2 separate regions of the Homo sapiens genome follow, and region 1 is linked to region 2. The links are chromatin loops, found by intact Hi-C in ENCODE. Cell type or tissue: IMR-90. All regions are shown on one strand.

What was found. A loop is a pair of places that touch in the nucleus more often than their neighbours do. Peaks named below come from ENCODE experiments on the same cell type or tissue, not always from the same donor. Only the 100,000 strongest peaks of a DNase experiment are listed, where the experiment ranks them.
Region 1: a loop joins it to region 2, with 5 times the contacts of the local background. A loop is called at or near these places in 9 of 110 quality-filtered maps.

The regions. Positions count from the first base shown.
Region 1 is chr1:113,122,472-113,124,971 of GRCh38, forward strand. LRIG2 (leucine rich repeats and immunoglobulin like domains 2) reads left to right here. Exons shown (of 18, transcript NM_014813.3): 18 at 1,404-2,500. The coding sequence ends at 1,630. Among named protein-coding and RNA genes, the nearest start is that of LRIG2, 51 kb to the left of the region's middle. In IMR-90, no CTCF peak of the experiment used is centred here; a DNase peak (open chromatin) is centred at 1,460; H3K27ac peaks cover 240 bases.
Region 2 is chr1:113,676,528-113,679,027 of GRCh38, forward strand. All of the region lies in intron 19 of MAGI3 (membrane associated guanylate kinase, WW and PDZ domain containing 3), which reads left to right. Among named protein-coding and RNA genes, the nearest start is that of PHTF1, 82 kb to the right of the region's middle. RefSeq lists an enhancer at 800-1,094. In IMR-90, a CTCF peak has its summit at 1,555 (motif pointing left); DNase peaks (open chromatin) are centred at 954 and 1,534.

The sequences.
Region 1 (2,500 bases), 550 kb before region 2:
CATTAAGTGTTCATGAAAGAAATGCATCAACAGTAAATCCACTTTTACTGTTGGATGTCTTAGAAGAGTTAATACAAAAAGGGTTTAAGAAGGACCAGAAATGTAGTCCCATCTTTTTTGTAACTTTGGGGATGCCTTCATTTTTAATCTGGTCCGTAAGTAAGGAAATCAGCAAATGAGAGTGCTTCGGCCCATTGGCGATTTTTTATGTGGGGTATCCTAGCTTCTTCTTACTCGAAGTCTGGTCTGTTGACTATCAGCATCACCGTTACCTAAGAGCTTGTTAGAAATGCAGAGTAATGACCCCAGAGCAGATCTAGCAAATCAGAGTCTACATTTTAACAAGATCCTCAAGTTATTTGTGTGCATATTAATTAAAACTTGAGAAACCCTGCTCTAGCTTACTTTTCACATGGATTTTATTTTTATTTCTGGGTATTTGTTTTTATAATGTTTGGCTAGCTTTTTCTAAAATGTACCCTATGAAGTTAATATAACTTTCAGTAAACAGTCTTTGGGAAAATAGTTCACCATTGTAATTAAAGAAGAATGAGAAATGCATATTTGAAACCAGTGTGCAGATAATCTGATTTAATACAGCTCCTTTTGACTATCATTTGTTGTTAGAATTGTTGACATGCTAGGAGTTGGAAGGGAATGGCTGTTTATTTTTAAAACAATTTTGTGACATATTTAAAGATATAATGGCTGCACTGAATCAATGATTATTACCTATCATGAAACTTTCATTACAATATGGATACCATTTTGTCTTTTAGTTCTTTTCCATGTGTCTAAAGAGTTTTATTTAAAAATTTTGTGGCCGGGCACGGTGGCTCACGCCTGTAATCCCAGCACTTTGGGAGGCTGAAGCAGGCGGATCACCTGAGGTTGGGAGTTCAAACTAGCCTGGCCAACATGGTGAAACTCCTGTCTCTACTAAATATACAAAATTAGCTGGGCATGGTGGCACATGCCTGTAATCCCAGCTACTTGGGAGGCTGACGCAGTAGAATTGTGTGAACCCGGGAGGCGGAGGTTGCGGTGAGCCGAGATGACGCCATTGCACTCCAGCCCGGGCAACAAGAGCGAAACTCCATCTCAAAAAAATAAATAAATAAAATAAAAAATTTTGTAGCAACAGAATCGCTAAAATAACAGGTGACAGTAGACGATATATAGTATGATCTCAGTAAATAATTGGTTAGGTTTGTGAAGTAGAGGGATTTGAAAGACCATGTTCTGGTGGTGGTTTTTGTGTGTGTGTGTGTGTGTGTGTGTGTGTGTGTGATTTCAGTGTCCCTATTCAGGAATATTGAACATCTTTATTTCTTTGAGGATTTGGCTAAAAGGATATTAAGTTTTACCAGTCACTACTGATAATTCTTGTCTTTCATTCTCAGAAACATTGCAGCGGCCCGTGTGGAACATAAACAGAGAACTAGGCCTGCCTCATCCTCCTTTTTCCCAGCAGCCAGTCCATGAGTCACCACAACTTCATCAAAATGAGGGCCTGGCAGGGAGAGAGCCAGACTGTTCTGCTTCTTCCATGTCCTGCCACAGGTTACAGGATCATGCTTTTGATTTTAGTAGGACTCGGAACATTCAAGATGGTAGTGAGGGCACATGAAACTCACTTCAGGATGAAATCTGGGCAGAGACTTATTAATTAATTTTGCATTTACTACCTCAGAGCTCAGAAGAAACTCCGAAGTCAGCATTTGCTTTACTCTTTCTTTATGATTGCATCTGACCGCACCAAGGTGGGCCATGCGTTGTTTGGTCTTATACCTGATGAAGAAATGGCAACAGCTGACAGAAATGGGTACAGCTCATCAAAAATGTGCAGCACCGGCAGAGGGAAGATACGGGGCAAATGTGCTTCCTGATGCTTCCATGGGGATGTGCCCTGGTGTGCATCTGCTTGTCAGGAAGAGTCACATTGCTGCTTAACATGCTGGATTGCCCTAGTCTTCAGAATGGTCCTGAGAAAACATCACTACTTCGATGTTCTACTTTGCTTTCCAAGGAGCAAAAATAACTTTGGAGCCTTCTGGGAAGTGTGCCTGGGATTCTTCAGTGGTTTCAGGCAGATAGTTGAGACTGGGGCTTTGATATTCAAGGTCTTTGGCAAGAATCCCAGGCTTGACCAACTGGTACCAGGTCAAAGATTTTTGTATTCTTGTGAATTTTTTTTTTTGTCCCTATTGCCCAGGGATGTCATTGTAAATATATGTGCATTTATAAATAATTTTTGTATTCATTGACCATATGTGTTGGCTGCAATGTAAATATTTTTGATATGCCAAAATTATATGTAATATCCAGTTATAATATTGACAAGTAGCTTCTCAGATCACAGATTTTAAATAACTCAATTTAGTGAGATCTAAAAATTTTATTTAAAGTATAAAAACTGTGGCTCACACCTGTAATCCCAGCATTTTGAGAGGCTAAGGTGGGAGGATTGCTTGAGGCCAGGAATTTGAGACCAGGCTGG
Region 2 (2,500 bases):
AGTGTGCTCTAACCTGTAAGAAAATGTCAGCTTTTCAGAGAAGTCACTTTTTGGGCTATTAAATTATCAAAATCTTGACTTGATACAGCTCATGAGGGCTTTGCATATAACTAGTGCTCAATAAAATGTTATTGATGACAACTTTCTCTGGTGGCCGCTGTCCAAATGATAAGAGTTTATCTCTAGCTGACACTCGCACCACGGAGCCACCTGAGTGCCCCTCTCTGCCTCCCCCGCTTGCCTCTCCTCTTCTCCCTTTATTAGGTTGACAGCTGTACTTTGTGTCCTATACCTATTATTCCGTATCTCCAGCACCTGATATGGTGCCTTGAATATTCATATCAGGTGCTCCATAGATATTTGTTGAAAGAGTAAAATGTATGGATAATAATTCTAGATACTGAGAGAATTATTGTGTGTGTGTGTTTTTATTTTTAAGATCAGTTCCCAGGACTTATTACTGGGTGAACAGGACTGGGGATATATGAAGTAATTAGCAACAATCTTAGTGTCATTAAGAAAACAAGAAATGTTAATTTGTAACATAGATGGAAGGATATTGAGAATCATTGAGAGGTTCTTCCTTTCGGTCTGGTTAAGATTTAGAGAGGAGAGAGAAAAAAAGTGTTCTGGGATAAGGAACTGAGAAATAGCTGAATGGAAAAGGTTCATATTAGGGAATAGTGTCAAACTTAAATATTTAACGTAGAACATAATCAGATTTAGAAAATATTAAGTGTTTGCTGTCTTTGAGGCAACATGTATTTTCCTACACAACATGCGTTTTTACTTATATTAGTCTCAAAAACTCTGAGATAGGTGACATTATCCCCACTTACAGATTTAAAACTGAGGCTCAAGGAGACTTAGTCACTTGCAGAGATCACTCATCCTGTGCAGGCCACAGTGTGACCCAGGTATGACCCTAGTCCGTCGTCCTCGAAGATCGGTTCATGTGCTTTCCGCTATGTCAGGTCTTGGCTTGAGTCCAGTTTGGATTGGATTTCATTGATAGGCAGACAGTTTCTTAACAGGTTGTGAGATAATATAAGCCATGTGGTAGAAATATTTTGTCATTTTAATACATTTGTAGTGGATGTTGTTTTTAAAACGACAAGACTGCCTATAAAAAAATAGTGATTTGTTTAAAAAAGGGAACATTCTTTTTCCCTATTCTTCCTACTTCTTTTCTTTTGGTTCTCCTATTTTTTTTCCTTTCTCTTTTCTTTCCTCTCTCTTCTCTGTCCCCATAATTATTTTTCAATAATACAAAACTGAACTTGAATCTTTGTTCTATTTATCAAAAGATGTTTTCTCCAAATTATTTTTTATCACATTTTTAAAGTGACTTAAAATGTTAAAAGGATGTTTACTGGGTGAATTTACTCCTCTGAATTTCCCTCTCAGAAGAGTCTTTTTCATCTGTAGTTTTGTGTATGTAGGTCTCTGCAGAATTTCTCCCACTCTGAGGGCCTGTCTACCATAAATCTTAAAGCAATGGCTCCCCCTCCTTCCCCTCATTCAGTTTTAAAGTTAAACAGAAATGACACCTGGTGGCAAGTCTGTTCAATTACAAGTTTTTGTTGTTTTTTTTTTTTGCAGTTTATTGCAGGAAAAGAATAAAAAGTGTTCTGGGTTGGAGAGCTTAAGCTAAAGAATGTGATTGAAATAAATTATAACCTCAAACCTGTTTTACAAGATATGCCCAAAGCAGTGTCCAAATACTATCTACTTTAATTTTCTTTATCAGCAAGATTATATATCTAGTGCTAATTTCTTACCTACATTGCCTCATGAAAATGATTCTTCTTCCATCATTTATCAAGGGAAATCTAAGTATTGGCTTTTGTTTCACTTATATATTCTGGATAGTAAGGGGTTTCTAAATTATTCTCCATCCTGCTGTCTTACTTTGGTTTTATTAAGGTGTTTTCATCTTACATATTAAATCCATCAATCTTGTTTCTGATATTGTCCATTTGTTCAAGAGTAAGCCTCCCTTGTTTAAAATAAGTATGCAATAAGACCTTTAGTCTATTTCATAGTTGACTTGAATTTTTTTGCATTGTATAGAATGGAGTGCAGTCTACAGTTAAATCTTCGTAATGATACACTTTAAAATAGCTTGAAAACTAATATTTGCACTTGGTATATAATCATGTTTTATCTTAAGTCCTCCCAGAATCCCACGAAATAGGTACTAATATTATCCTCATTTAACAGATGAAAAAAATGAGACCACAACACTAGAAAGAGGTGGAGCACAAGATGTGAACCACAGCCTCCTGACCGCCTGTGCCATGCTGTATCTGTAGAAAGAGTTGGCCCACTGACCTTTGTTAAATATTGAGTCCTTCTGTTTTGTTACTTCTGGATTGGCTTATTATTATTTCTATTCTTTAGTCACCTTGCAGCTAGCTTCAACTCAAAGGAACTTCTGGATTGTTTTAGTAAGCTCTTACAAATATTTGAGTATTTGCTTTTTGGAATTTCAGTAATA